4 separate regions of the Homo sapiens genome follow, and all the other regions are linked to region 3. The links are chromatin loops, found by intact Hi-C in ENCODE. Cell type or tissue: endothelial cell of umbilical vein. All regions are shown on one strand. Links, peaks and the distances in the headings refer to the core of each region. The heading gives the core; the rest is flanking DNA. Region 1 overlaps TSPAN5 (tetraspanin 5). Region 2 overlaps TSPAN5 (tetraspanin 5). Region 3 overlaps TSPAN5 (tetraspanin 5). Region 4 overlaps TSPAN5 (tetraspanin 5).

Region 1 (8,090 bases), core at 1,406-6,405, 120 kb after region 3:
GCCTCCCTGGGTTTCAGAATGAGGTCAGTTTCGTGGTTTATGGTTGTCTTTTCTTTGGGAGGTGGGAAGGGGAAACTGAATGTGCCTCAAGTATTGCATGCCTGTCTCTGTTTTTTGGCTCTTCTCTGTTTAATTATTGGGAACTGGAACAACTTGATTTTAAAACAAAACATATGGTCTGAGAATAATTGGGAGGACATTTGCTAGTGATGTAGCACTGAAGGTATGTATCAAGTTGAGGCCCAGGCTTGCACCACTTGCTTGCTTAGGTATTGAGTGTTTCCCTTAACTTCAAATTGTGTTCTTTCCCAGTTCTTAAACCCTTGTTTGGAAAGTCACAGTCAAAGCAGGAAATATGGGAGCAAGATTATAAAGGAAATTGTCTGTGAGTCTTCTTTAAATCCCTACTTTTTTTCTCTCTCCTCTTTATGGAAAACCATTGGTTTCCAAGCTATTTATATGGCTCGTGAATGAAAAAAGTTGTCTCAAAGTGCCAAGAGGAGAGACGAAAACTTTATTTAAAAAGGAGAATGTGGACCCACCATTGAATTTCTCTGTTCTTTTGCTTAACTCCATTGTGGACACCAAAGTGGGGAATTTCTGTTCCACAGCCAGTTCTTATGTGAAGGCAAGGTTTTTATCTCTCTTTACCTTTTCCACACCCCTTTGCTTGCTGGGGGAGGAATATATGATATGCTGATCATGTACCATGTAATTCCAGCCTGAATGCCTCAACTTTTTATATCATGGGAGCAAAGGGGAATTTATCAGGACTGCTAAGAACATGTATTTCTCTTGTTCAAGTCTCTGCTCCTCTGCTTAGAAGCTATGTGCCTCTGAGCAAGTTATTTAAACTCTCTAAACCTCATTTTCCTCTTTCCTAAAAAGGGGATAATAAGAGCGCCTATTTCAGAGTAAAATTGTTGTGAAGCTTTAAAGAGACATTGCACACAAAGCACTAAGCATGATGCCTGGAAAGTAATAAAAACAAATCTTAGCGATCAAGCAGAGGCCTTCGGCAGGAACATGTCCACACCATCAGCAGCAGGAGGGACAGTGAATACTGCGTCAGGGAAAATAACCAAACATTTGTCCATGAGGAGCTTCAGCATTGGAAAGTCAGCCATTTCACTGGGTTGTGTTTGATGTCAATGGGTTGAAGTCAAAGCCTTAACTCTGTGCTTCTGTGCTTCCTAGGTCTCATGGGAGCCTGTACACTCACTTGTCAGTGGTCGTTCTCTTTTGCCCAGCACCTATAAATATGAGAGTAACATGCTGAATTGTTTTACTTTTGTGCTACAGAGTCCTAAGTACCTTTGAGTCTTTTGGAGATTCACTTGTTTTGGATCTGAAATGTAAAATGAAATAGCTCTCTGACCAGGGCTGAGCACGGTTTTTCAGTTGGGATAGTAAAACGAGAAATCTTTCTGAACACTTTCCAAGGAGTCCCCTATAAGAGCAAGGGGTAGGAAGAAAGGGGTCTTCAGTTCTTGCCAAATCAAGGACATGATTTTCTGTATAGGGCTCAGAATGTATTGTGTGTTGTCTTGCTTCAATGTCAGATGAGTGTCGAGAGCTTCGGGAAGGTCTGCTTTTTAAAAACACCACTATGTTTTCGGAGCAGCTAATTGTCTTTTGTCAGTCCCCTTTTCTTTCTGCTCCTGCCATCTGTCCAAGTCCCGTTTGGATTTATTAGTGATTGCTTACAAAGTATCAGGAACTCCCTGCTGAGAACAGTGAAGCCCTTGCCCAGTGGGCAGGTCTCGGATTTCCCTGGAACTGTAAAAAATAACCACTCTCACTCATTTTTTTCTCTGCATACCCCTCTCAGTGGACCACTTTCCTCACATTAACTTAATCAAGATGTTAGTAAAATAAACGGTGTGCTGCCATCACACTGAAACTTCTTGTCTCTTTTCAGTGTTTGGAAAGGAAATTGAGAGTTGCTATTGATAATAAAGATGAAGCATATCTTTACTCATGGCCAATTACACACAGTCCTGATCATTGGATTTTTAGTGGGTGGACAGCTCTGTACAATGTGTCATCAAGTCTGTGTCGCCCCAGTTACAAAACACTCCATTGTTTTCTATATCAAGGGGGAAAAAATTATGAGATACCATGGATTTTAAGATACATCCCAATTTCAGATGTGTTCAAATGTGGGGAAAATATATGTATCTTATAGCAGATGGAATACAGTGAGAATTAATTAAAATGGAAAGCCCTAGTCCGGGAGTGGTGGCTCACACCTATAATCTCAGCATTTTGAGAGGCCGAGGCGGGAGGATTGCTTGAGCCCAGTAGTGTGAGACTAGCCTGGGCAATATAGTGAGGCCTTGTCTCTACAAATAATTGAAAAATTAGCCAGGCATGGTGGCATGCGCCTATGGTCCCAGCTACTTGGAAGGCTGAGGCAGGAGGCTCGGTTAAGCCTGGGTAGTTGAGGCTGCAGTGAACTGTGATTGAGCCACTGCACTCCAGCCTGTGTGAGAGAGTAAAACCCCATCTCAAAAAAAAAAAAAAAAAAAAGAAAAACAGTAAAATGGAAAGCCCTCCTGGTTATCACCTGTTCCTCTCCTGGCATTCCCCCAGTCCTCAACACAGCTAATTGACAGAACGGTGAGATTTGTGGGTATGTATGAGATGTGCCTCTGCCTTAGGGCTGAATGCGTAACTCAGTCCCATGTGTTGTATACTCTGTGTATGCATGAAGTTGTGGAACTGAGTCAAAACCAAGAAGGGTGGTGGGAGGTCCTCTGAACTAAAATTTACACAATCGAAGTTTCTGAAAACAGAACTTAGGAATTTTCTTTGGGTTACATTGATAAGATTCTTGTTACCTTTGGAAGGCATGATCAAAGAGGGACATCCAAGGCTCTACATGCCCCTCGCTGACCTGGCCCATTTGTAATGGCTCAATACTGAAGAGAAGATCCCAGTTCCTCTAAGTTAATGCCTCTGCTTATCCATTTTCTAGTGACCACAGGCCTCAGATCCATGGGGAATCCGTTTCCTCCCCTACCCTAAAAGGCAGCATATTAAATGTTATTGATAATTTCAGTGTACTCAGGATTCTACCTAATTATTACTCTTCATAATCTGAATGACTTCTAACCAACTGTGTGTCTCCAGCCCTTCTTAATGCTGTAAAAATTTTAAGTAGGGGGATTATGGTATTTATTTTCCTGGTAAAGATAAGTGCTCACACTTTAGGAAAAGCTATTTCCCAGCCAGGTAAAGTGACAAAAGAATTGATTGAAAAGTTTCTTCTTTATATTAGCGGCATTTTCCCTTATATTTACACTGCTTTCTTTCTTTTTCAGTTTTTGGGAATAACATTTCTTGGAATTGGACTGTGGGCATGGAATGAAAAAGTAAGTTGAATATCATGACAATGCACACATCGTGGTTGTTAGAGGCTGCACATCATATTATGTATTATCCCCCTTTCTCTTTGACAACCACAGAGTATAAACATGGCTCTTTAACAAGAAAAAGTGTTGGTGGAAGATTAATGTCATACTCTCAAAGACACTTTAGGAATTGTGCCTAAATTGATGACTGCATCAAAATAATTACTGAAGTAACAATACACGTGCTCAACAGAGAATATACCTTGGAATTTGATCAGTTAGCCAAAGATCGATGTTCCTATGGGATATTTTCTCACTCAGGCACAAGAATTCCAGTAATGATTATAAATATCACTAAACCACCTGTAGCCTTTTTTTCTCTTCTGCTTTTTTTCTTCAACTCTTTGGAAGATAACTCAAGATAAAAACGATTTTTTTTAGTGTGTTATGTGGTAAACAACTATTAGCATGTGGATTGAAGGAAGTGGGATATAACTTCATGTTTGAGTATCAAATACACTCATCATTAATGTAAATAATGGGAATGTTTGGCTGCTGGTGGCAAGTATTAAGAAATATTCAGTTTATGATCAAATACAGTATAATAAAAGGAAAATCTGGAAATACAGAGTAATCTATGTGACAGTGAAGATACAATGTTCTGGGCAGTTTCTGCTCTAAGCAACGCACTCATGCAGACACCCCCTGTGTCCACACCTCTCCTTCCCATCGCACCTTCTAATTTTTCTCTACAGCTCCCCCTACTGAGGCCACCAGTGGAATTCAACAGTGAATATAAACACCCGCCCCCTCCTCCCAGCTTTTTTCCTTCCTTCTTTGCAAGTGAAATCACCTGCAGCATTTCATCTATCCTTGTATCTGGCTATACACAAAAGCTTTATTATCTCCCACGTAAGGACAAGGGGATGTATAGAATGGTTAAAAGCTGCCATAAACTAAAATCTAGCTTAAAATTTCCCAGAAGACCATTCTTTGATCCCGTAGGTGTTTCACCCTCTAGCCTGACCCTGGCCTGAAGCTGAGAGTTCCTTTGAAGTGGTAAATGCATTAAGAAAGGAGAGAAAAACTGGGAAGGTCCAGTCAACAAAAGCCCCTCAGAGGCCAGTAGGCATTTCCACAACTAAAACAATGTTCAGACAGACCATATAAAACAAAACTCAAAGCAAATCCTGAGTTTTGCAAATGAACCATCCTGTATTTATTTACAAAATTCTTCTACAGAATGTAAAATGTTTTATGGAAAACAAACTACTTTTTAGCAACAAGAGTAACTGAGGCTACCTGGAGTTTTGAGGCAGGGCAGTGATTATGTATGAGGGGAGACAAATTAAGTTCCCAAAACAGAGATAATTTCATCTCTAGAAACTTTTACATTGAATATCGGTTGATCTTGTCTTGGATTATGGTTAACTTTTGCCTCAAGCCTATTGTGAACTTGGAAATTTGTGGAATCTGGGAAGTTGGTTAGATGCCAGATAACACAGCTTTTTATAACTCCTTTAATAAGAGTCCATTTCTATCTGCTTTGAAAAAATGCTGGAAGGCATTAAATGAACTAATTATCTGTTCTAGCAATAAACAGCAGTTGGTAATTTTGAAGTTTTTTAATTTTCTCTTTATGAAATATAATTATCTTTTTGTTTCATCAGTTGCCTCAAATGTCTCTTCTCTGATAAAATCACAAACTTCTAAAACTGGCAGTGTCATACAAATATCAGAGCAAGGGGTTGATGCGGTCTTTAGGGAGGGATGAAATAGCAGTTCCTTTTTTGTAAGGGCCACCATCAAGATTTCTCTTGAGATCCGAAGTTAACCTGGCCAAGGTCACCCAGCTCCATGTAGCAGAACTCCATAAGCAGGGAACAAATAGAGGCAGCAGAGGGTGAAGCGGGTGTTAGCCGTGCACCAGCCCAGTTTGGTGAGTGCTGGCCATGTGTCTGGGGCCTGAGTGTGGGGAATACGACAATGAGGGATGCAGAGTCCATGCCTCATGGAGCTTGCATTCTGGTGGGTCACCAATGAGAAGCAGTTACTGCCCAAGTATGTTTGTCCAGATACTGGTAAGTTCTGGCAGGAAACATCAAGTTAGAGAGTGGTGGGAAAAGGAGTCTCTTTTAGATGAAGTAGTTGCCAACAGCCTCTCTAAGGAGGTGGCATGGGAGCAGAGACCTGGATGAAGGAAGAAGGATCTGCAGGGTATGGGGGAAGAACATTCTAGGAAGAGGGAAGAGCAAGTGCAGTGGCCCTGAGGCAGGGACTTTGGTGACTCCAGGGAACAACAAGAAGGCCAGTAGGCCTAGAAGGGAGAAAGCAAGGACAAGAAGAGGTGGGTTGTGTTGCCAGGTAGAGGCCAGACTGGGCAGAGTCCTGCAAGAAGTTTGGATATATTCTAGGTACAAGGGGAAGCCACTGGAGCATTTTGAAAAGTCTAATATGACTTTTTTTTTAAGATCACTCTGGTTGCTGGGTGGGAAAAGAGCACAGCTTTGTGGCTTTGCTATGGACTGAATATTTGTGTCTCCCCACCCTGCCAAATTCATATGCTGAGGCCCTCATCCCCAATGTAATGATATTTGGAGGTGAAGCTTTGGCGGGGAGGTAATTAGGTCATGAGGGCAGAGCCATCATGAATAGGGTTATTAATGCCCTTCTGATAACAGAAGAGACAAGAGAGATTATTTCTCTGTCTGCCAGGTAAGGACATAGCCAGGAAGAAAGCCCTCACTGGACACCAAATCTTGGCGCCTTGATCATGGACTTCCCAGCATCCAGAACTATGAGAAGTAGATGTTTGTTGTTTAAGTCACCCAGTTTATGATCAGTGTTATACAGCCGACTAAGACAGGGGTAAACAGACCTGAGTTCAAATACTGGCTCCTCCAGTATTTGACATGTGTGGAATACACACATCTCATCTGTGTGATGTTGGCCAACTGAGTTAACTTCTCTGAGATGCCATTTCCTTGTTTGGCAATAGGTATACTGTTCTCACCTTATAGAATTGTTGTGAAGATTAAATGAGACCTCCCTCAGCACAGTGTCTGCTCTAAGGCAGATGCCCACTGGAGACATGGCTCCCTCCCCTGGACACATGACCATAGGCTGTCCACTCTTAATATGGGGCAAGAGCACAAAGGTAGTTTTGAAAGGCAGCCTCAAATTTTAGGAGAGTTTCAGGCTCCAATCCATGGACCAGAGAATTGGGTTTGTTTTGTGGTCTCTTGAGGAGGATGTGAAGTGTGTTGATCTCCTTGGTAACTGCAGAGACTGCTCTCTCAAAGCCCTTTGGGTTAATTTCTGAGTTCGGCCAGGCCTCTGCTGGAGTAAGTTTTCAAGGTGAACCCCAGCCTGGTAGACAGTGTGGTGAACACTGCACCTGCTGAGCTGACACCATCAGCCCATGAATCAGTACATCCCCTAGACCCAGATGTGGCGACATTTACTTGTAAGAGGCCTGGAGGGTAAATCCCCAAACTGGATCATAGCTGGAAGGATGAGATTTCCACTGGAAGAAACACATTTTCTTAGCAGATAGGACTTTCAGCATATTCATGTGAAGTACAGAAGCATTGAAAGCAAAAATGATTACCCCATACTTAATATCAGTCTGAGTTTTAAACCTAGGGCTAATATTGCAGTTCAACATTAGACATAATAATTTAAAGAATTCATTTTGTCTGAGTTTTAAATCAACTGTAAAAATGCAAAGGATGAGTGTCTCCAAGGGAAGCTGATTTATGTGCAATTGTTCAGAGATCATAGGATCTGCTGTTTGGAAGGAACATTAACAATTATGTGACATGAATCACCTCCACAACACCCTTGACAACATCCAGTGACAGTCAACTCATTCATTCAGATAACATTTATTGAGCACATAGCATGGGCAGGGCTTGTGCTGAATTCTAGGGAAATGTGGATGAAGTGACCTAGTTTCAGTCTTCATGGAGTTTATCCAGTTGTAGGAAGGGTGTGTGCATATACCTAAAATAATACACTGCAATAAATGCTACTTAGGGGTGTATATATGTTTAATGGTTCCCACAGCAAAGTGCTCAGCATTTCTGTCTCTTTAGGTTGCCCTTCCTGTTGGAAAGACCTTCATTCCACCGAATTAGAATCATGTCCCACTAGTTTTCACTCATTGATTCTGGATCTACCCTGTTGGATCCCACAGAATAAGTCTTTCCACATGTTAGCCCGGGAGGTATGTCAGGGTGAGGGCCTGGTTCCTTCTGAGTTTCCAGGCTAAACATCTGCTTCTCTCTAGGTGGTCCTCACAGGATGTGGGCTGGAGCCCCTTGTCCATTTTGTTGGTGCTCATCTGGCCCCGCTCTGGTGTCTTTTCTGCACCATGGAGAGGAAGCTTTAGGGGCTGTAGAGAGTGTGGCTGGATTGCGTCCTTTCTCCCCTCATCAATCTAGCTTGGGATCCACTGTAGATCACGGTGTCTGCAGCTCACTGAGAGTCCCAAGTAGGTTGCAGACCCAACTGGTTACCCCATCCACCTCACCTATGGCTGATTTTCATAGGCAGTTGCAGGATTCCACAATGACACAGTGATATTTCAGCCCACCTGTCCACCTGCTGAGATCACTCCAGAGCCTCTATCTAGCATCTTCCCCATTCCGCCCAGCTTGATTTCAGCTATACATTTTGATCAACCTCCTCCCTCTATTCCTTCTGCTAAGGCAGACTGTCCTTTTGCCCCAC
Region 2 (8,090 bases), core at 2,092-7,091, 140 kb after region 3:
TTCTGCGTGAATTGGGTCTTACAGAAGATGACCTCCCCCCTCTCTGGGGGTCAGGGGGTGTGTGTGTTTTTTATACATCTGTCTTTTTTTGTTTGTTTGTTTTTACTGAAGACCTCTTATATTTGCAGACACTGAAACCAAAGGTAACACCACGTCTTCTCCTTACAGGGTCTAATGACAGTTTCTTGGGCTCTTCTTTTCTTTTTTTTTTTTTTTTCTCTACATATAGTTTTCCCAAAAATATGAACACGTTTAGATGTTGGAAAGAAAGCAGTTTCCCTCCCTCCTTCCCTCCATCCCCCCCTCCCTCCCTTCCTCGCTTCCTCCCTTCCTCCCTTTTGTTTCTCTCTTTTCTCTTTCTCTCTCTTTCTCTTTCTTTCTCACTCTTTCTTTCTCTTTCTCTTTCTCTCTCTCTTTCTTTCCTCTCTTAAGTATTAATCACATACCTGATAATCAGATGCCCTCTGAAGGTTTTCTTTGGGAGGGGAAAGGACAAATGCAATAATCTTTACATGTTGGAAAACTGACCCCACATCCCCGTGCCTTGTTGTGTGTTCTTTTCTGCTCCCAGGGAGTTCTGTCCAACATCTCTTCCATCACCGATCTCGGCGGCTTTGACCCAGTTTGGCTCTTCCTTGTGGTGGGAGGAGTGATGTTCATTTTGGGATTTGCAGGGTGCATTGGAGCGCTACGGGAAAACACTTTCCTTCTCAAGTTTGTAAGTATTCCACTCTCTACTCTCAGATTGAGAGCCAAAACTTTACCTTCCATCAGGAGGTCACCCTATCTACAGGCAAGACAGTGAGCTGTACCAAAGGCACTGGCCAAAGTAGGGCCCAGGTCATTATTTTCTTTTGAGAGAGCTCTCTAGCCCTGATTCCCAGTTGTGCCTCCTTAATAAGTACAACACCACCCCCACCACCCCACCATGCCATCCATGGAGGTTTTGTGCATATATATCACAGACTTGGATTCCATTCCCTAAGATATCTTTAGGACTAAGGTAGGTATATATATATATTTTCTTCTAAGTGATTCCTTCCCACCGTTTTAATGCACATAGTAAGTGGGGAGCTGTGCAGGCTGTTGGTTTGGAGAAACCAGGCAAAAGCACAGTGACTGTGGCCTGTCCAGATTAAATCTGTTAAGCAGTAGGTTTTGCTAAATATGGAGAAACAGTAAAAGGTAAAGCTTCTTTGTCCTTAGCTGGTACAAAGTTCTCCTTTGTAATTTTTAGATGTGGTGCGGTTGGCGTGATCACTGTCTGAGTGAATGTTTGTAGAGGAGAGGTTTCACCAGGGGGTTCACTGGTATTTAAAGTTAAAATAGAGAATGAAAAGTGAAAGCCTTTGCGTTGGAGACTCGTTTCAAAGGAGAAGAAAATGGCATGTGCCGTTTATGTATCTTATATAGGGTTGTTGAATGTAGCCAAATGTGCCTGTCAGCATGGAGCTTGGCACTCTGATGGGCGTCTGAATCATAGCTCTCTATACGAAGCATCCATTCCCCTTTCTAAGAACAGAGAAAGGATCCAAAGCACCCACCTTCATTTGCTGAGGAAGGATGGGGATGGTGGAGATTTCTAGAGAACAGTTGTAGTGTAATATTTCCTGTTACCACAGTTATTCCCAACTTTTGTTGACACATCATCATCCAGGGACATTCTCATTAAAAAAAAAAAAAAAAAAAAAAAGCATATCCAAGAAGTAGCCCAATAGTCATGTAATGTGTGATTCTCTTCCCCAGCATTTCTGCCACATCATCCTCCAGCGTCTTTTCTTAAACATCCCTGAGAAGAGGGTACACGGTGTGCCCCACCCAGGGCAGCCCATTTCTGAGCAGCTCTGTCTCGGAGAAGTTTTTGGAGGCTATTTAACCTGAAAATTAGCATGACTTATTCTAACAAGGAGAACCGAGGGGTACCTGGTCTTACAGATAAGTTCACAAGCAGCTGGTTCTCTCTTGTGGATACATGGGACCACAGTGGCTGTAGCTAGTTTCCTAAGACTCCATCTGCCTTATCTGCCAGATCCTTCCTTTGCCACACACACACACACAGTGTCTCTCTCTCTCTCCCTCCCTCTCTCATACACACACAACCAAATGCTTCATTCTTCACCTAGTCAGAAACCTGGGGAGCCCCCAGGAGAGCTCTGTCCCTGATTGCCACCTGCCAACCTGCCAGTCTTCTTGGCTTGAGGCATCTCAGTGCTCCAGTGCTCAGCTCACCTTGCCAGCTTTCCTGTAGCCTGATTGGGTCCTGGTCATACTCATCTGTTGCCACTATTTCATCAGTTTCGGCCTCCATGCCCCAAAATGTGGGATCCTTTTTTTTTTTTTTTTAGATGGAGTTTCACTCTTGTTGCCCAGGCTGGAGTGCAATGGTGTGATCTCGGCTCACTGCAACCTCTGCCTCCTGGATTCAAGCGATTCTCCTGCCTCAGCCTCCCGGGTAGCTGGGATTACAGGAGCCTACCACCGTGCCTGGCTAATTTTTTCATTTTTAGTAGAGATGGGGTTTCACCATGTTGGCCAGGCTGGTCTCAAACTCCCGACCTCAGGTGATCCACCCGCCTCAGCCTCCCAAAGTGCTGGGATTACAGGCGTGAGCCACCATACCTGGCTGGGATCCTCTGAATTGTATTTTTTTTTTTTAAGTAAAGATGGGGTTTCACCATGTTGGCCAGGCTGGTCTTGAACTCCGGACCTCAAGTGATCCACCTTGCTCAGCCTCCCAGAATGCTGGGATTACAGGCATGAGCCACTGCACCTGCTCAGTCCCCTTAATTGTGATTTACTTTAATATAGTTTCATTTATAGTGGTGGCCCCTTTAATATAGTTTATCATTTCTTACAGTTGAAGAGTCCAGTGTTAACTGAACAGGCAGAAAACTACACATTTCTCTAAATCAGCACCTTAATTTATAAAGTCTCATGTTGGAAATGAAGAGAATTGTGTTGTTTCTTGGCTTTTAAGACTTGGAAAATATCTTAAATGGCCTCTCTCCATTTAGGACAAACAATAAAAACTTGCCTGGAATAATCTTCGAACAGAAGGTATGAGATAAGTAGTAAGTAAACGTCCACAGGACTCCAAATAGCTCTAAAGATCTGATTCCCCTAGGAGACTTGCTGAGGGAAAATCTAGGAACTAAGATACTGCAAAATGGAAATAGACCTTCTTGGTTGACCGAGGCTCTAGGGTGAAGCCTGTGAGTCAGTGTCTGCACCTTTGGAAATAGAGGAAATTAGCTCAACAGGGCTTGGGGCATGTAGGTATCTGCCAAATATTTTATATGAATTGAATTTGGACTCAATTTTTGGTATGTATAATATGTAACATGAAGAGAAAATTTACCAGGGGAACTGGAAAATGCACTTAACTTTTATGGAGGTGAGAACAAAAACTGAATTAAAATCTTTCCCTGACTTGGTGTTTCCTGTGTATGCTCATGCATGCTAGCTATAATTTTGTCATTTCTGTACTGTGATAATTCATAATTCATATTTACATGCTTAAGGTGGGGCCTAATACAGGGCAGGGCGTTATTTACACTGTAGGGTAGGCATTGAGCAGAAGTGGTGTGATATTTTTTCTGTTCATTTTTCTAGATTGGGGAAAGTTTAAATTGAAATTATTGGCATCACTGATGATAATTAAGAACTGTTTAAATTCCATTTCTGGCGAATTCCTGAAGGATATATAATCAGGAACTCTAGGGAAACCTGAAGGGCTGAGCTGGAGGGTCTAGAATTGGGGCCTTAACCTGGGAGTCCAAAAACTTTGCCAAACACTTATTTCCACCTTCCACTCCTCCTCCCGTGCCCACCCTCACAGAGCAGTACTTGGCACCCTAGACAAATACTGCCAGATCTACAGACATCTAATGTCTGCAGATACCCACTCCCTGCCTAGCCTCCCTAATCACATAAGACTGGGACATCTTCGAAGGCAAGGATACCCCTTGTTCTTACTCATCCTTGTTTCTGCAAAGCCCACCTACCTCAGGGCCTGACTCATTGTGGGTCATTCAGTAGATGTTTGCTGAATGAATAAACATTGTTTGTCTTTTGTTCTTTTAATGAGTAACTGCTGTTTCCTTTGCACCCCTCCCCAATACATTTTTCTCTTGGCTGGCAGCTCCTTGTCTGCTTGCTGAAGATAGAACCGCAGACCACCTGAGCACCCCCTGCCTCCTCAGCTGCTCACTGTTCTTCTGCATGTGGCCTTCAGGACCTCTGCCCAGCAGTTGTGGCCCATGTCACCCTCTCTGCTGTTGTCACCAGAAATTTACCCGCACTGTACCCTCTGGTCCTTCACAGCTCATTTCTCATAATCTATTTTAACAACAAAGTTTGAGAAGGTTAAGAATACAGGATGGTAGGAGGTGGAAAAAACAGTGGGCGTGAGCAGTAAGTCGATATGACTAAGCTGAGACTCTTCTGAGTCTTCTAGATGGAAGGGGAATTTCTCCAGAGTTACGGGCAGTTACCACGTTGCCTCATGGTCTTGAGCCCCTCTTTTAAAACCCCTGTTGTCTACATTAAGCGGAAGTCTCCCCTTGGCTGCATTTTGATGTCACTTAAAATGTTGCTGGGGCCCATGCTTCCTAGAGGAAGGCAAGCACAGCTAGCATTCCCAGGAAAGCCCTCAACTCAGGGGTTTCATTTTGTTTTTATGATGGGAAATAACTTTCATTTCGCGGTCACTGCCCACCCCACTACTTCCTCTTTGACCCCTTCATCTAAGATGAACACATCTGTTATTTTACCCTGTATAGCAGGTGCAAAAGAGAATTAAAATGGTGTCTGAATCCATAAAAGGAATATATTGCATAGAGAATCAAGGCCACAGTAACAAGTGACAGGCGATCTTAAAATATTGGAATAATCTATCTTTCAAGTTACAGAAGCTTACTAGAGATAGGGGCAGGTCATTGTTACAAGCATCTGGCAGTACATTAATCATGAGAAATTAATTAGGCCTTAATGTGGGTCTAATGAGAAATCCTTATTATCCATGTTTGCTTATGGGCTTTGTTGGTTAATTATCAAATGGAACACTAGAGACCCTAAAATGTGATTATAAAATGATTTTTAAAAGTCCTTTCTTGGAGTGTAATATTCTATTAATGAATCAGCAGAAACTGAAGATTATCTGCTTTGGAGATGTGTAACAATCCAATGTAATTACAAACCTGTTTAGAGAGGAACCATTTAGCTATATATGATCAAAATAGCCCTTATAACTGTTCTCTGTGTATGTGTCTTTTATCTTAGTTTTCTGTGTTCCTGGGAATTATTTTCTTCCTGGAGCTCACTGCCGGAGTTCTAGCATTTGTTTTCAAAGACTGGATCAAAGACCAGCTGTATTTCTTTATAAACAACAACATCAGAGCATATCGGGATGACATTGATTTGCAAAACCTCATAGACTTCACCCAGGAATATGTAAGTTTAAAGTGGTTTGTTTTCAAGTTGAAAGTTCTCTGAACGATGACCCCAGTGAATTTCATCCCTCCTGGTTTCTGCATCTGCCAGCTGGAAACTACCTGACTATTCTGCATGGGTGTTTGTTTGTTTGTTTATTATTTTCCGACTTGCTCTGTGACTTACAGGATTTGTATTCTAAATGGAAATTTCCTATTTTCACTTGTTTCAACTTCTGTTAAGTTAGAGGAACAAAGAAGAAAATGCTTGAGCAAAACGTTATAATCATGGCTGTCCTTTCCTATTTGCATTTGAGGAACATTGTTTTGCTCCGGGTTTAAAGTTTTCTTTGGTTATTAAATATGGATTCTTTCTTATCCCTTGCCCCCTTTTTTGGTAATCCTTGATATTTCACAGCTCATAATAATCTACTTATCAACAGAATAATTTGCCACAAAGTTCCTAAAATGTGCCTATCCAAATATTATTATTGCACATGCAGTTAAAAGCAAAAGCTTAGAAACTCCTAAGTCCTAGTGGCTTCTAACAAGTGAAGAATCTGTGCAGTGGAATCCGGGCCACTCTCTCCTATCCCTGAGCATTGGAGTCCAGGCCACTCCCTCCCGTCTCTGAGCATGCCTGTGAAATGGCTCTTTCAGTGCCAGCAAAGCAGCAGATGTCCCGTTTCACTCAGAATGCAAGGGACCAAAAGACACAGGTCTAGTGCCAAAATCTGATAAGGGACCCTGGGCTCACAGGACCTTGACCTATTTCCCCAATAGCAAAATGGAAATAATACTAGCTACTGTCTAACTCACAGGGATATTATGACACTAATGAGACATACATGTTTTTATATTAGGCTAAGGTGTTAGGGTCCTACAAACTTGCAGGTCTTTATATACCTGCACTGAAAAGTCGGGTAGGCTGAGCTTGGACTTGGACAGCGGTGTCTGTGGCATTCATGTATATGGCAGGACCGGAGGGCAAGCAGAAGCCCAGTGAACGGTAGCCTTCTTGGGGTTGGATAGTTGTCTGCCTGTGATGAAGGGAGGCAGCAGCCATGTTGACACTCTTTATGAGGGAGGCCATCCCCTTCCTTAGGCACTCAGGACTGAGCAGGGTTATGTGGTTTTGTTCAGTGGCAGCAACATTTCGTCCTGGAGTAAGCTGCCCCTTAAGTGGGAAATTAAGCCCTGATTCATGTCCTCAGCCGACTTCACTGTTTTATTAGGTCCTAATGGGTGCAGGCTCCCTAATAATCCCTTTCCTGGCATTATTCCTGACTAGTTTGCATGACACATTGATGGAGCTTTGTGGACACACCTCGAAATGCATGACCCAAGCCCTGGAAGGACCATGTTGTCTTGGGATGCTGTGTGCTTTAAACGGAAATACTACAGTTTCATGTGATTTTCTTTTTGCATCATGGAATGTAATGTTTAGAAGTAGCTGTTGGTCCGGAAGGTCTTCAAATGGTTGAGACTTGATATTTATTTAACTCAGAGAAGTAGAGAAAGTGCATCCCAGGGAAGTGAGGAAGGGGCTTGTGTAGTAGCCTTTGACTCCGGCCCCATTTAAGAACCACTGAATTTAACCGCTTGTTTTAATATATTTTAATTGGAAGACTGACTTTTTAAAGTTGAAAATGTAAAACACATGCACTTGTTTTTAAACAAACTCAGAGTAGAAACAAATATGATGAAAAGTTAACCTCTAAAATTTTTGGTGGTAATGGATATATCAACTATATATCCATTGATTGTGGTGACATTTTTGTGATGTATACAGATGTCAAAATTTATCAAATTGTATACTTTAAAATGTGCAATTTATTGTATGTCAGTTATACCTCCATTATTGCGGGATCTGGCCAGCAGCCTGCAATGCAACAGGGATCTCTCTGTTCCCAGGCGGATCGGCAGGTCGAGAAATAATAGACACACACAAGATAGTGAAAGCTGGGTCCAGGGGGGTCACCGCCTTCTGGTCACGCAGTGCCAACAATGCACTGGATATACCAGAATTTATTATTAAGTTTAGTGAGGGTGGGGGTAGGTTAGTGAGGGATTTAGGTCATTTGATTATGAGGTGAGATGGTCACATGGGGATGAAGTAATTCTTTAACATAACATCTGTATGCAAAAGTACAGTATACAGGGATAAGAATTTACAATATAGTGTGTGCTTCAGTAATTTCTAACAGAGCCTTAAAACAGAAACACAGTCTTTCCACAACCTATGATTAGCAAGATATTAGTCAGCAGTAACAGTTGCAGCAAAAGCCAGTTACAAACAATCCATAGAAACAGGACGTGAAGCTACACAACCAGTTAGACCAGAAATTCTCAGAAGGGAGTATGCCTTAACCCTAAAGAGGTCTAGAAGAGCCGTGGCAAGATGAGGGCATTTATAGCCCTGTCTTATACATATGGACAGGTGCCCCTCATGTGTCTGTTTATAGGCTCTCCACAAAGGTCGCATTCTATTCCCAGAGCTATGAACATCTGCTTTTCTGGGATAGGAATCTTGGTGATGTGAAACCTCCCTGACTGCACGTCCATTCATAGGCTCTCTGCAGGGGGAAGCACATCACGCACTGTTGGCTCATTCTGGCAGTCCAACCTGGCATTGTCTTTACACAATCCTGCATGCAATTT
Region 3 (8,090 bases), core at 1,819-6,818:
CAGGCCTCATGGCTGGAACAGCTGCAGTGCTTTTCGTTTGGTGCCTCCTCTGCTTTGCCTTTGTCCTGTTCTTGTTCACTTTGAGCACCCTTGCAGCCTACCCTGGGCATAACCCTCCAGGAACTCTGATGCTGTTTAGTAGATACTCAGAGGTTACCACTTAATCCTTGTTGGTTAGTTTTGTTCCCCAACTCGAGCGTGAATTCAGGACAGGGCCCATCTCTGACCACACCAAATGCAGTCAGTGCATATGTTAAGATTTAGGGAAAGCGTTTGGGTTGGTTAGTCGAGTATTTTCATAGATTATTATTACCTGGTTATGTAAGTATGACAAGACAGTTTAACAATGACACAAATATAAGCAGAGGATCTGATTAAAAATACTTTTTTTTGAAAGGGAAGCATAAGTTTGTGGTCAGCAGCAAATAACCCATTTGATCTTCATTCATTTATTCTTCCATTTATTCACTCACTAACAGTCTGTACCTTTGTGAATAGCAACAGTCTTTTTCTTCATTGGTGTTTTTTGAATGCTGGGTTTTTACTGCCCTGGGGATTTTCTTTAAACCTGATAGTTGTTTTGATAAATCATCTGGATACCAGCTTTGAGCTAATTCTTTTCTATTAAGTACCTCTTAGAGTGGCTGACCATAAACCATTTGAGAAATCACTACATTTTATTAATGACTTTTGAGATTTAGCAGCAACTTAAATTAATAATACTGGAGTGTGCTTTGGATAAAAGACCAGGAGACTGCTTCATTCTGCAAACCAGAGCAGAGATGAGAATGTTTGCATTAGGAGAACGTAATTTATCAGCATTTTAGGCTAGTGTGTCGATTGATACAAGGTTGGGCAATAGTGGTAGGCAGTGTTATAAGTGCTGTTTGTATGTATCAGCTCATTTAATCCTCCCAGTAACCCTTTAAGATGTCTGCACTATTATTTTTCACATTATTCTGATGAGGACATCGAGGCACAGAGGGGTTGTGTGACTTGCCTGCAATCTTGGTTGTGTGCTCAGAAATAGTCTTTTTGAGACTGAAGATATTCTGGTTATGTGTAATACACAGTACAACTCAAAGACTGTGAAATAGTTCATAGACAAATTATCCATTCTTTGCCACTTTAGAGTAATTATGCTTATTGTTTCTGTTTCAGGATAATATGTGTGTGTTTATAAGCATTTTTTCCTTTTTATTTAATTGCAGTAACATATACATAAATAACTATGATGGCTAGTTTTGAACTCATTTAAAAACAAGTAAATTTATGCTTTGATAAGCTAAGGTACATTCAAAGCATTCCCATTTCCAAAGCAAAGTGTTTTCAGTTAAAGATTATAGATGTTGCCTTTTGCCAGGGATGCTTGTGAGAATGTCATTTAGAGAAATCTTAAAGTAATTTATCCATAATATTAACTTAGCATGCCTTCTCTCTGCAATGTACAATGTATCATAGGACAATGTATGATACAGCTCAGTTTTGATATATCAGCAAGTTGAGTAGTAATTTTTGTTTGTTTGTTTTAGTTGTTTTAAAAGCTGGTGTTGCAGATTCCTATGCTTAGAAGGACCAGGCAGAAAATAAGCCATTAAGGGTGCTGGGAATGCAATAGGGAGTGATGGGGAGTGTGGTAAAGGGGTCAGCAATGCTTCTGCCATGCCTATCAGGGAGCTGGTTTCCATTAGCTGTTGGTTGACCCAGGAATCTGTACCTGTGTTGCCAGATCTAACCATTTTCCAGGAGAGGCTGGAACTTCATATTTAAAAAATGAGAATTTGTCAACTTTAATAATTTGGAAGAAAATTCAAATTAAACCAATACCAGGCAGTGTGGTGTACCCCACATTACAGAGGAAAGTAGGGGACTTGGGAGGTACATGAGTCAATCTATAGATGCTCCTGTTGTCATGTTAAACTTGTGCTTGCTTTCAGTTGCTGTTAACATTTTGGGTCCACTGTATCTAGACATGTCCTTCAAAAGTTGCATGTAAGTTAATTTTTTTTTCTGTATTTAAAAAATGGCCCCACAAACACTAGTCTAGATGTTGAAAAAAACCCTTATACCTTATTATGGAGACTTCTGATGAGTCCTTTTGTACAGTGAACAATCACTTGCTGTATTTACGTTTGTACTTTTGTGTTTAAAATGGGGAATGGTGTTAGATATTGCATACTGCTTGAGTTAAGGAGGTCGTTAACCAGGAATGCTTTGGATTACTCAGATTATTATTGCACTGGTGTTTGTTGTAATGGAATTTGACCTGTCAGGGGAGCTGTAGATGTTTGGATGAGTGTTCAGTCCTTAATACTGTTATCTAAATTCTAGGCATGTTGCCTGTAACTTCCAGTTTCAAAAAATCTATGTCAATCTGTTCTTTTATAACCTAGTGCTGTTGTTTTTTTCCCTCTTGTTTTATATTTAATCATTCTCTTTGGCTCACAACAGCAGTCCAGTCCAAAGATTTACTTTTTCTATTTTCAACCCCATCATTATTTTTGTGTAAAAAGTATGTTTTGAGTTACAGCAATTCATGGAGATCAAGCTTCTACTCTGTAGGGAGAAGAGAGATGTCATTTACTACAGAGTTTATACACACAAATGTTCTGCTGCATGCTGTGTTCCCACTGAAATCCAGGGGGTTTATTTGCATTTATACTTAAAGAAGAATGACCGTATTTGGCTGACTCTAAGCCAAGATGATACAGGCCCAAAGTTTTTCATGGAGGAATGGGGGAGTAAGGGAAATAGGAACATTTGGAAGAAATAGTTGTTGTTTTTCCCTGTTTTATTCAGTGGGCATTTTATTCACAGATCATTTGATGCATTGCATTTACTCGTGTTATTCTGGTTCCTTTTGTGTTTTTTTTTTCCTTTTGAAACAACTTCACACTTACAGGAAAATGGCAAAAATACTAAAATAAGAACTCCTATAAACCTTCACTGATAAAATCCCTTCAGTTTTCTCCAGTTATCCCAGTAACGTCCTTTATAGCAAAAGGATCCGGTTCAGGATCACTCATACCCAGCTGTCATATCTTTCCAGTCTCCTTCATTCTAGAAGCATTCTTCATTCTTCCTTCATCTTTCATGACACTGACACTTTTAATTACAGGCCAGCTGATGTGTAGAATGTCCTTCCTTTTCTTAGGAGATGTTTTCTGTCCTTCCTTGAAAACCCCACTAGTGTTACCTGCCACGAGGAGAGCTAGGCGCTCTGCCCCCTACCCCAAGCTGGTTGCTCTCTCTTACAATGCTTCATTAATCAAGTACCCTTTTTTGGAGCATTGATGATATTCATTCATCCTTTTAGCCAGTAAATATTTTTTGATGTCTATTACGTGCCAAATGGGATACATTTAAGAACAAAGCAGACCAAAAAAAAAAAAAAAAAAAAAACCTGCTCTCATGAAGCTTACATTTTAGTGGAGGGTAACAGATAACCAACAAGAAAAAATAAGTAAAACAGCAAGTACATTAGATCATTAGATAGTGATAAACGCTAAAGAGGATCGAATCAGGCAGGAAAAGGGATGGGCAGGTTCTTGATAAAGTGGCCAGGGAAGGCCTCCCACACTAGTGATTGTGGAGCAGGAACCCCAAGGAAGGGAAGGAACAGGCTGTGGGGCTAGCTGCAGGAAAGCGGTCCCGGCAGAGGGAGCCTGTAGGGGTGAAGGTTCTGCTGCACCAGGTGGGCCAGGGGTGAGGAGGAGGCGGTCTGGTGGCTGGAGCCAAGCAGGAGGGGAGAGGAGAGTGGTAGGAAATGAGTCAGAAAGGCAGAGCAGGGAGATTATTCTAGGCTTGTTGCCACTGAGGGAGATGAGAAACTCTGGGGGAATTTTGAGCAGAGAAGTTACATGATCTGACTTATGCCTTAAAAATCCTTTTGTTGTTTACGGAATAAGCAGGTATGTAGGGATGGGGTCAAGGTTAGAAGCAGAGAGATCAATTTAAGATCAATTATGGGAGGTTATGATAAGCCCTTTGTGTATCTGTTTGTCCTATTAGCACATAAAGGGGACTCAGTGGTCTTCAACCTTTAGAATACATAAGATGTACCTGGGCTGTTCGTGAGTGATGCAGATTTCTTCACTGGGAAACCAGCATGTACCTGGGCTGTTCGTGAGTGATGCAGATTTCTTCACTGGGAAACCAGCATTCATTAGATCTCACCTGTGTTGTCAACAGCCAGCCCCAGGTGATTCTCATGTGGATGGTCCTTGAACAACATGTTGATGTTGATAAATATAGTAACAAGTGAGGAATGAGTGAATAATTGGTTTATGGAAAATCCTTTAGAGATACTTAGTTATGAAGTGTTTCCACTCATTGCTTTATTTCTCATAAACATAGTACTCAACTTAAAAATATGTGGTAGTATAAATTTTCTCTTAAAACTTACCTGGCACAGAAAGATCTAATAAGCAAAGTGATTTTTTTTTTTCCAAGAGAAGATGTGTATTTGATGAAATAAACATACTACTCTGACATACTATTTTCTTGCTTTTAAACGTGGTTTTCAGAAGGAATGAATAAATGCTACTAATAGGGTTCATTCATAAAGAAGCAATTAAATGTATTCAAGAGGAAATTGGTTTCAGGGAGTAGGTCGGATGAAGCCATTTAAAGATAGTAATAGCAAGTGAGTCGTATTTTAGAGTGGACCAGATCTGGCTTGACATTTCATTGCACCAGAGGTTCACAGGAAGGAAGGGGTTTGGCCCTCTGGCCCTGGAAATATGTAAAGGGCAAAACATAACAGACTTTTGTTTTTTCTCTTTGGTGAAGTAACGTCAATCTTGCATGGGTAATCTTGAGTTGAACATGAAAATAAGTCTTACCTTGATTAACTGGGTAAAATCTTGGTCAGTTTCATGGGCTTTGGAACCAAAGTGGCTCCAAATTCTGCTCGGAACTATCAGTGTGACTGGGCAACTCACATCACCTTCATTTCCTTATAAGCGGGAAATAATACCTGCTTCACAAGCTCATTGTAAGGATTGAGAGTTAATCCATTTATGTCTGAGGTTGCAATTTTTTGAATTTTTGCAATCAGACCTTGGCAACCACCTTGAGCAGAAGGGTATAAAAAACTCCCACATGCTTAGCGTTCCAGTAATGGAACACTAGGCATAAATAACTACTGCCCATAGGGCTCTTACAGAATTGTCTGGTGTATTATAAGCACTCAACAATTATTAGCTTTTTCTCCTCCTCCCTTTCCTATTATTGTTGTTGTTATTATCATTATTATGTTTCAGTGCTTTCAAATCGTATTTTGCCTTTTGGAATCCTACAAATTTTCAATGATGGTTTTTTTGGGATTGGTTGTGTCTAAAAATACGTTCATTAATGCCTCTCTGTATAGGAGGAATCTAAAGTCTTAAGTGTGGCGTTAGTCTTGTGTATTTATGATCACTTCCTGGAAGTAGGCTGCCATCACTTATGTAACATTGACTTTCTTTCCCTCTATCAAAGAGAAGCTCAGACTTGCTTCAGGGAAGTATGTTGAGAATTAATGAATAAGTTAATGTTTGTGGCTCTACCCCATTAACTACTAATTAATGTAAGTTACTGCTCTTATAGTTCTCCAAGTACTATCGTCATACTGATTCTCTGAACTAGGGACAGGGACATTGAGAAGACTTTTTCTTATGTACTGTGGGGAAGCAGTGTTTTGTAAAATTTTTGCTCTTGCTTTTACAACAGAGTATCACTCCGTATCTAAAATTTTACACCTCCTCTACAAAACAAACAAACAAAAAACACAGAAAAACCCAACCTAGATTAAATCAAGTAACTTCTTATGGAGCTCTTAGTAATGAAATGTTACTTATGTTAATACGTATTTTTTTTTCCTCTGGGAAACCATTACTTTCATTCTTGACTTTATCTCCTCATCATTATGCTGCACTTAGTCTGTACTTGGCAATAATGTTCTAAAAGCTCTCATAACAGTTCCATGAAGGCATAGTGTGGTAGAGGCAGTCCTAGCGTTGTGGTTTGTTTTTTTTTTTAAAGGTTTGTATTTCAATTCTGTGTTTCTAAAGGTAAGATTTGGATCTTCTGCCCCTGAACTTTTGTCTGTAAAACAGGGATGGTAATAACTTCTATTTGGGTTTTTGTAAGGCTTTGGAATAACATATATGTCAAATACCAGGCCTGAATACCAGCAAATGTGGCTGATTGTGACTAATGCAATGATTTTATTACTTTTTTTCAATATGATTCAATTTGGTAATATAATTAGAACCAATTTCATAGTTTCATATAAAGCAAAAGAAGGTATTTATAGGGTCCTAACATCAATCATATTTCCACCTGACATAGGCTTACCTTAAATAACTAATATCCAAACTTACTCTGGGAGGACACCTCTTCTGTAAATGGATAAAATTGAACTTTTCAAAGTACGTGAATACAGAGGAAACATGGAATTGTATATATGTATGTGTGCATGTGTTGTTTTCAAATAAAGTAACTCACTGTAATGAATTACAGTGAATTTTAAATTTCCCAATTTTGTATTAATGTTGAAAGCCACCAAAGGAGTAAGGGATGGGTTGTATCTCAAAAAGGCCACCGGCCTGAGCTAAAACTGTTTCCTATACTCTTCTAAAGGCAATGTTTATTTAATCCCAAGAGTCCTTTGTTCTCATGATTACAAAGTTAAAATTTAATTATTTGCATTGTAGACTTGAAAGGATTAGCTACACTCGTGATTGATATGTAAAGAGAGTTTTATAATCTCTGGAACTATGGCTTTTGAGGAACAAAATAATTTAAGCTATAATTTTGAAGTGGGACAGAGGATATTATTACAGGTTTATTCATAGGATTCTCATCTTTTGATTGGACTCTAATTAAATACCTTCTTGTCAGCAGGGAGGGTGTGTGGAGGAATTATGATTCTCCTGCTTTAATCGTTGTTGATTTCTTAGTGATACTTTGAAGTGGCATCCAACTGTCTTCTCCAGCTTTCAGACCCTTTGATGAAACAATAGAAACTTGTTAAGTACATGACCAGATTCTTTTCATGCAGTTCCCTTGGGGGAGGTCTATTTTAAATTAGATAGGTTTGATGTCCAGTCTGAAAAGCATTTATTCACCAGTTCTGATAACAGGTCAAGTAGTTTAACCTCTTACACATAAGACTAAGGGAATTAAAACCTTTCCTTTCCACCACCACTACCCTCCCCTCCCCTAAAAAAGGAAAGGAATTTTAAAAAGGAAAAATGTAGAAAGAAGTAAAATGGTGTTTATCCTTTTTTGTTAAAATGTCACAATTTAGACCATTTACAAATCTGTTTCTTATTACAAAATGATGAGTCTCTTTTGTCTTTGCTCAGTCTCCTTCCTCTTAGTCCACCAATATTATAATTTTGTTAAATTCTGCTTATCACACTCCTTCCTGCAGACACGTTTTCTTCTGTCCCACCACTCATTTTCAGAGCTCCTAAAAGTTCAGAAGCCCCTCTTTTCTATACTTTGCACTTTCTCTCATGGAATCTCTTCCATGCCCATGACCTGCTGAGTCTCAAAGTTTAACTCCAGAGCTGACTGACCTCATTTTTAAGCCTCAGACTGACTGTCCTACCTGACATGTCCTCTTGAATGTTTTAAAAGTCATGTCAGACCCATCGGTTCAAAACTGAACTCATGTTCTCTCATGAATGCTGGTTTCTATGACTTTTTTTCTAAGCACAACTCAATATCTCATTTGCTTGAAGCCCTCCAGAGAACCCTCAGACATTGCTGATGGGAATGAAAATGGCGCAACCACTGTGGAAAGTGTTTTGGTGGACCCCCAAAAAAGTTAAAGAATTACCATATGACTCATCAGTTTTACCCCTAGGTATACATTTCCAAAAGAATTGAAAACAGGTGTTCAAATAAAATGTGTGCATGAGGCTGGATGCAGTGGTTTATGCCTGTAATCCCAGCACTTTGGGGATCTGAGGCGGGTGGATCACTTGAGGCCAGGAGTTCGAGACCAGTCTGGGCAACAGGCTAATTTGTCTCTATGAAAAATACAGAAATTAGCCAGGCATAGTAGTGGGCACCTGTAATCCCAGCTACTTGTGAGG
Region 4 (8,090 bases), core at 1,895-6,894, 100 kb after region 3:
TTCTGCTTTAGGCAGAGTTCTGCATTTCCACCTATTTTCATATTTTCTTCAAAGCATTTTTCAAATGATAAGTCATTAGCTTCATGGCTGCAGAATGAAGTAAGGGGATATTAATATAGCTATTGAGAAATAAGAACCTTCACTGAAATATTTTTAGGGTCGTTAAGAGCAGTTTTAACTCTTGGTTTGGGTGTGATTTTTGCCTAGAATTTGGAGTGTATTTAAATTGATTTTATATCTAAATTGAGTGATCAAAAGAAACCTCTCTAATGATATAGTTGTCTAATGTCTATTCAGTGTAACTCTTTGAAGGTGCAAGATTAATATTCCTAAAGCCCAGCTCTGATCATTTCATAATTTTCTTTTGTGTCCTTTTTAACATTATGAGCTTTGGATTCAAAAGACCTGGCTTCATTTTATGGGCTGGTTATATAACCTGTCTGATTCTCACTTGCCTCCTCTATAATGGAGGTAATAATACCCAACTCAAAGAGTGGTGGTTACAATTAAGTGAGATCATGTGTGTGAGATACTAAGCACAGTCGATGTCAATAAAGCTTTAAAAAGGCAAAAAACAGTACAAAATCCAGATTCTTTGATGCTATGTTTTAGATGCTGCCTTGGAATCACCTCATAACTGAGTTCTTATTTTCCAGCCAAATACAAAACCTCACTCTTCATTTTTCATGAAGCAGAACAACCAATACAATTTACATGAGGCTAAAAAGCTTCATGAAATAGTACTTTATCTTGCCACATGCTATAGCATTCTATTCCATTTCATTGAGGAAGAAAATGGCCATTAAACTGTGATATCAAGCAAGTTGCAACCTGTTTAAAAAACAGTGGTCTAGAAGGCCTTCCATCTCCATTTCTTAGAATTCTATCCTCCACCCCCCTTGAGACCTGTACCCCCTCATGAAATCTTCCCTCATCTTGGCATCTGGTGGCCTTCTCTGAACTTATTTTTTCTCAGTCTCATTTATGGCATTTACTGCAAATTGGCATTTAGGTTCATTATTGATTCATAACTTATCTCTATGGTGAGATGATAAGTACCATCAGGGCATGAACTCCATTGTGCCATCATTTATCAACCTGTGAACATAGCAAGATGTCCTGCCCACTGAAGCCCTCAGAGGTATTTGTTAGGAAATTGCCTGGTGTCTTGGATGCTTCCTTACCTTTGTGCTGACATTTGAAAGCCGTAGAATTAGAGTTTGTGTGTTTACCCTTGGGAGCGGGTTGCCTCTCGCCATGACTACTATCTAGTTCAGATGTTTTCACCTGGCCTGCCTTGGATTTCTTGTGTATGTGAAAAAGAATGACATTAGGTTGAGATTGGTATTCTGGCTTCTAAATGGAGATTCTCAATTTTCCTGTTTCCTGACTTGACTTTGTTGGGCCTCAGAGGTTCCTTTCAGTTCTAACGGTGTTTGAGCAAAAATCAGCCTCCTTTCTGATGAGACCCAGCCTGATATCTTTAAACCTTGGACCTTTGCAGCATGTAACAGTTAATGATTTTAGCCTATGAGACCTGCACTTTATAGCCTAGGACACCTTTGATGTTTCTGTGTATGTACACGGTGATCTGTAGATTCTATATGTGAGTATATTTATATGCAGTATTTTATTCATATAGAGCCTTTCATCTACAATGAGAAAATAGTATACAGACAAGAATGGAATACTTATATCTTAATTATACAGATACAGTAAGTCCTCACTTAAGATCATCTATTTGGAAACTGTGACTTTAAGCAAAATGACATGTATGTATAAGAAATCTAATTTTACCATAGGCTACTTGATACAGACAAAAGTTGAAGTTGCTAGGACATATTTCTGGTCACAAAAACATCAGCAAACTAAGTAAAGATTCAAAACACTTTTAATATTAAACATTGAAATAAATGTGAGCTATATATACAGAACTCAGGAGGTGGAGGTTGCAGTGAGCCGAGATCTCACCACTGCACTCCAGCCTGGGGGACAGAGCAAGACTCTGTCTCGAAAACAAGAGAAAGGATTAATAAAAACAAAATAATTATTTACTCAATGATTCCATGATTTTAGTTCAGGGTTGAGAGTGGCTGGAGTCTGTCCTGGCATATCAGGGCACAAGGCAGGGACCCACCCTAGACAGGACACCATTCCATCACACATCCACACTCACTCAGACAGGGACCGTGTGGACACTTCAGTTCGGTTCACCTAATGCACACATCTTTGGGATGTGGGAGGAAACCAGAGTACCCAAAGAAAACCCATGCAGACGTGGGGCAAATGTGCAAACTCTGCACAATGGCCCCGGCCTCTCATCAATGTTACTGAAGGAAACGACATTGAACAAAATGACATTTCTCGAAGACCTGCTGTACACCACATCTCACATTTGGAGCCCAGTTTTGAGAACCTAGTGATAAGATTTTAGGAAGAGCAGGACCCATTTTATGTTTACACAAATTACCTACTCAAGGGTCAACCTCATTTAAAGGAACTGATTTAATTTAGGAAAGCTGTTTCTTTCCCTTTTAAATCTAATTTAAGAAGCTTGACTGAAATAGTAATAGATACCAGAGAAGTGACTGTGCAGCTACGTAAACTAACAGACCTGGCCATAGAAACATCTCTCTTGGGACAATACCTTGATAAAATACATATCAGAAATATCTAGGAAATTATAGATAAAAAACAGATCATTAACAATTTAATGACACACAGTAAAAAGATTTTTAAAAACATAACTGCATAGTAAAGTCTGGGAAAAGTTACTGACTGGTACACAGGTGTAGGCAGTAAATCTATTCATAGTCAGATTTTTCTCTTTTGAGCATTGAACAGTTAATAGGGACTTATGAAATGAGTTTTGTTAATTCAGTACTCAGAATTCTCAGACAAGCTTCCTTATTTAGATTCTTTCCCATCTAGTCTGCCATTTACCAGAGCTAAAGTGTGTGTCAAAGGAAGCAGGATTTATCTTAAAGGAGATTTGGAGGAAATCTTCCTTCAATATTTAAGTGTTTGACAAAGTCATGCTCACATGGACGTCAGTTTTAAGAGGAGGAAGTTTAAAATCAGGTGGCTTATTTACGTTACTGGCTGAAAGCCTGTCTGATAGGATTGACATGGAGCACTAATTAATCACCTAGGGTCTCCTCATTTACTAATCATATTGCACAAAACTTCCCTGCTGACTGAGGCTCAAGGGCAAACTGTGGGCTTCCAGCCAGCTTATTTTTCATAAGCATTATGCTACCACTGTAAATTAATGTGAACCTAATATATTCTGTCAGCGGTTTACTTTCCCATGGCGACCCTCTCTGGTTAAACAGCTTTAAATGAAATCTTGTATCAAAAATGAAAAGAAGTTTCTTGCAAAAGGAAAAAAGGATTTTAGGTCCTCTTTGCAATCTTTTTTCCCCATAGTATATGCTATTTCGGTTCTGATACAAATCTGCTAGATTAACTGAATAATGCACAGATGATGTGATAGTTTCTTTTTGTTATCTGAAAAGTGACCTTATATTGTGCTTAGGTAAGAGACTTTTTAATTACACTTTTAATGGCAATAATAGTGTGTTTATTGAGTGCCTACTATACATAAAACACATACCTTAACTCATTGATCCTCATATCAATGCTATGTGAATGCTAGGCAATAGTCTGTATTTATGGGAGAGAAAATTGAGAGTGTCAGCTTGCCCAGGCCACATCCATTAAATGCTGGGGCCCAGATTTGAACCAAGGTTTGTCATCAGAGGTCAGGCTCATTTGGCTGTGTCACTATTTATAATTTGTATGGTCCCTTTATACTTTCTGTTTTAACTTCAGGAAATTAGCAGTCCTCTTAATTTTTAAAGATAAAAGCTGGGCACGGTGGCTTATGCCTGTAATCCCAGCACTTTGGGAGGCCGAGGCAGGTGGATCACTTGAGGCCAAGAGTTCATGTTGACCAGCCTGGCCAACATGGCGAAACCTTGTCTCTACTAAAAAATACAAAAATTAGCCAGGTGTGGTGGTGCACACCTGTAATCCCAGCTATTCAAGAGGCTGAGGCAAAAGAATCACTTGAACCCGGGAGGCAGAGGTTGCAGTGAGCCGAGCACGCGCCTCTGCACTCCAGCCTGGGCAACAGACGGAGACTCTGTCTCAAAAAAAAACCATAATTTTTATTTCCATGTTGATTTTTTAATATTCATCTGAATTAGTAAATCATTTTAGAAGCTTGCTGATCTCTAGCACATGCTTTTATATCTTCAACTCACTTTAATGTCATGCCACTTTTATTCAGAGAACAAAAAGTTATGGATGTCTTTAAACCAGAGGAAATAAGGGACGCTTATTCACATCCCTCATGCTGTTGTTCATCAGGAGACTCTTCCAAACAATTCTAACAGAAAAGGAAAATTCCAGAGTGCACACACATGGATAGTTTCCAAGGCAGTGCTTGTTGAGAACCCAGCCTTCTCTCCTGAAGCTGTGAATAGTTTGTCTTATATGTAAATTAATTTCCAAGAGTCTGTGCATTAAAGTCTTATATAAAAGAACATATAAAAGAATGATTTGTCAAAACCCATTTTCCTTGTAAAAAATACCTAACTAAGGAGAGAGGATGATATTCGGTGGCTTCTGTGGGCTCTGTGTTAAGCCAGTACTTTACTTCTTAGTATGCAGTGCTGATGTTCTTGGTTGAAAGGAATCCATTCCATTTCTTTTTATAGTATCATGAAAAGTTGGAAAGAGGAAAAACTGAGCTGAACATACAGAATAAATAACTAAATGGTGTCGTCAGGCTGCCCTTTTGTTTTCAGACATCCCCCCTCCTTCCTCCTTTGTGAGTCACTGAGCCAGTAAGATGGATCAAAGATGCCTCAGTGTATAGAACATTTTATGTGGAGGTTATTTGTCATCCACAACAAAGGACTAATTGCCTCTGTGCCTTCTTTCACATGATAATCAATGGATTGGGATCTCCTGATTATGCCCCATGCATCCTGCATTCATCTCTCAAGATGTTTTAGGTTTTGATTGAATTTATAAAGCATCAGAAAGATGACGTCAGTTCAGTGCAACTATTAAGGGGATTTTAAACATGGGTATGGAAATATGAAAACAGAGCTTGAAGTGAAGGCACCTGTCATCATTCTTTTTGTAAATGGTTGATTTGATCGGAGGTATAACTTCTATGATAGCTATTAAGAAGGGTCCTGGCATTTTTAAGATGGAGCGTTTATTTCAAAAGGCCCACCAGGAGAAAATTCACTTCCTGTTTCAGCGTGGACTTGAGGTTCTCAGAGATGACTTCTTGGATGACTTTGTTGCTAATGTTATCAATCAGGTTTCATTTTAAAGAAGCTTTCTGAATTCTAACAAGAAGTCAGTGTACTCTGAGTATAGTTTTCTGTAGTGGATTTGCCTAATGTGGGGGTTGGGCACATAGGCCACGGGAGCGTGTAAGTGTAGGAAACACCATTCAGCTCATTCTGTACAATGTCTGAAGCTTTGAAGTTACATTCTCCTGGCATTTCAATTATTTCAAAGGCAAGATGTTTACTAAAATGTACCTGAAACATGGAGTTATTTCTTAGGAACTTTTAATATTTACAGTTAAATTAGAACACTTTAAAATGAAAGAATGATATATTGACTGTAGCACAGACATCTGTTTAATAACAGTCACTTTTCCTCTCTTTAAATGTATAAATGTCCTGTGTTTCTTAGAAAAGAAAGATTTCATCAGTGAAACAAACAAAAAAAACAGAACCCACAAAAACAAAATAAAATTCAAAAACACACACAGATATATAGGCATAGAGAGAGCATTTGTGATAAGTGTTTTAAAAATAGCTATTAATATCTCAGCAGCCTCCTCAGCTCTGATGGTGCTGACATCCCACAGGGCAAGCTGAAGCAAGCCAGGGGGCTGGAGAACAATCTAAGACACCAAACTCTTCTGTGGAACAATAACACTGAGTGTCAAGGACTGTGAAGGGTCTGAGATTTCACCCTGCATGCCAGCAAACAAGTTATCCTGCCACAGTGTCACAAATCCTGGCAGAAGGCATCACACTGCTGGGGCAGACACATAGGACTTTATTAATCACAGCAATGCCAGGAACCAGAGGATCAATATTTTTGTACACTTTCCCTGAGCCCTAATTCTTACAGGGTGGTGCAGAGAGGGCCAGGTGATACATAGTGAGTTGTATTCTAGGAGAGGAACCCTGAACTTAGGGAACTCCGATCTTTTATAATGGGCAGTAAGTCTCCCTGACCCTTGCTCTGTAAAGAAACACTGAATCTTTCAAGGCTATCTGCTGTTCAAATTTTCTTGAAAAGATAGTAACGAAGGACTCACTTGTAATGTCAGTGCCTTGCTGATAAGGTGGCTCACACCTGTAATCTCAGTGCTTTGGGAAGCCGAGGCAGGTGGATCACGAAGTCAGGAGTTCAAGACCCGCCTGACCAACATGGTGAAACCCTGTCTCTACTAAAAATACAAAAATTAGCCAGGCGTGGTGGCACGCACCTGTAATCCCAGCTACTCAGGAGGCTGAGGCAGGAGAATCGCTTGAACCGGGGAGGTGGAGGTTGCAGTGAGCCGAGATTGCGCCACTGCACTCCAGCCTGGGCGACAGAGCGAGACTCTATCCCCCCCACCCTGCCCCCCAAAAAAGTGTAGATGTGAGAATTGTCTCCCCACACAAACTCTTCTGGAAATAGGCACCAGATAAGTACCGATTCCATGAATGGCTAATCTGTGCTGCCTTCTAAAGGCAGTGCAGGTACCAGATGACACAGCCATAACTGCAGCGTTATATCTCTGTTATTTTAAGAAATGGATAAAAGGTGGTATTTTAATTTATCCTGTATCTATGCAACATATTCTTTTCCAAATGTCTTCCCTGTGTTTGACAGTCACAGTCTTGTGACATTGCAGCAGGTGTTATTACCCATTTACACTTGAGGAGACTATCATTCAGTGACTTGACCAAGGTCACACACAGTTACTCTGCAGCTCGCCACTACACCTGGGGGCTCCTGACTCCCCGTCTGATGGTCTTTGGAACACATTGTGTAACACTGCCTCCCTTTTGTCTCCTACGTAAGGTAACGGATATTTCCAGATATTACAGAGGTGCCCCCAGGCCAGTCCTGAGTTCCTTTTTGGCAGTTTCCGTGCCTCCCAACTCATCTTACCTAGCCACACAATGCCCAGTGTCTGGTGGTCATGCTGGACTCATTTGAGTTGAGGGAAGTTACTTTTTTAATGCTTTCTTGTTGCTCTATGTTTTAATTTTCACTTAACGGAACACAAACAGTCTCCACTGTTGCCACCCCTTTGCTTAGTAGAGCTGGCCCCTTCCCCTACTTAATGTGTAATTGCTCTATGGGCTTTGGTGGCACCTCTTTCTTGGTTTCCTGCTGCCCTTTTATCTAATTCTTCTGAATCTCCCCTTTTGGTCCCCTCTGTACACTGCCCCATACATCTTCATGCTCTCTAAGACAATGCCTTGATCCTCTTTCCTCCAGACTATATGTAGCCTTAATGATAACCACAGTCAGTTATTTATTGAGCCAGGCATATGCCAGGCACCTTTTCATGTGCCACACACTTTAAGCACGTTATTTGAGCACATGCGTTATCTCATTTAGTCTTCCCAATGACCCCACGAGATAGATTCCACTTGTCTCTGTGTTTTGTAGAGGAAGAAGTAGAGGACTGACAAGTTAAATTACTTGTCTGAGGTCACACAGCCAGTAATGGTGGAACCTGAATGCTAAGCTAAGTTTGACTCTAGAGCCAACTGCTGTCCAGCCCCCAGATTTCCTTGTGCAAGAGTCAGAATCTTTCCACATCAGTGTCTGACATCTGTCTTGGTAATAACGCCTAAAACTGAAATCTAAAACTGATATTTCTCTCCAAATATTCTCCACTTCTAGTATTCCTAACTTTGTAAATGACACCAAAAGCCTGCCAAGTTGTTTAAGCTAAAAACTGGGACGTTTTCTTAGACTGCACTCTTTTCTTCACCTCCCAGGACATTCCCCTTCATCCATTCATTTTTTTCCTTGCCTTTCCTCTT

Evidence for each region. Peaks named below come from ENCODE experiments on the same cell type or tissue, not always from the same donor. Only the 100,000 strongest peaks of a DNase experiment are listed, where the experiment ranks them.
Region 1: it touches region 3 in a loop (2.5-fold over the local background); 3 of 110 quality-filtered maps call a loop at or near these places.
Region 2: it touches region 3 in a loop (2.7-fold over the local background); 3 of 110 quality-filtered maps call a loop at or near these places.
Region 4: a loop joins it to region 3, with 6 times the contacts of the local background. A loop is called at or near these places in 3 of 110 quality-filtered maps.

Annotation. Positions count from the first base shown.
Region 1 is chr4:98,502,965-98,511,054 of GRCh38, reverse strand. It overlaps TSPAN5 (tetraspanin 5), which reads left to right. Exons shown (of 8, transcript NM_005723.4): 2 at 3,327-3,377. Among named protein-coding and RNA genes, the nearest start is that of TSPAN5, 150 kb to the left of the region's middle. In endothelial cell of umbilical vein, for the core only: a CTCF peak has its summit at 4,137 (motif pointing left); no DNase peak of the experiment used is centred there.
Region 2 is chr4:98,479,366-98,487,455 of GRCh38, reverse strand. It overlaps TSPAN5 (tetraspanin 5), which reads left to right. Exons shown (of 8, transcript NM_005723.4): 3 at 572-718; 4 at 5,281-5,451. Among named protein-coding and RNA genes, the nearest start is that of TSPAN5, 180 kb to the left of the region's middle. In endothelial cell of umbilical vein, for the core only: no CTCF peak of the experiment used is centred there; a DNase peak (open chromatin) is centred at 4,075; H3K27ac peaks cover 1,117 bases.
Region 3 is chr4:98,622,199-98,630,288 of GRCh38, reverse strand. All of the region lies in intron 1 of TSPAN5 (tetraspanin 5), which reads left to right. Among named protein-coding and RNA genes, the nearest start is that of TSPAN5, 32 kb to the left of the region's middle. In endothelial cell of umbilical vein, for the core only: no CTCF peak of the experiment used is centred there; DNase peaks (open chromatin) are centred at 2,248, 3,788 and 4,498; H3K27ac peaks cover 3,274 bases.
Region 4 is chr4:98,519,517-98,527,606 of GRCh38, reverse strand. The region is part of intron 1 of TSPAN5 (tetraspanin 5); the gene reads left to right. Among named protein-coding and RNA genes, the nearest start is that of TSPAN5, 140 kb to the left of the region's middle. In endothelial cell of umbilical vein, for the core only: no CTCF peak of the experiment used is centred there; DNase peaks (open chromatin) are centred at 3,126, 4,426 and 4,806; H3K27ac peaks cover 3,501 bases.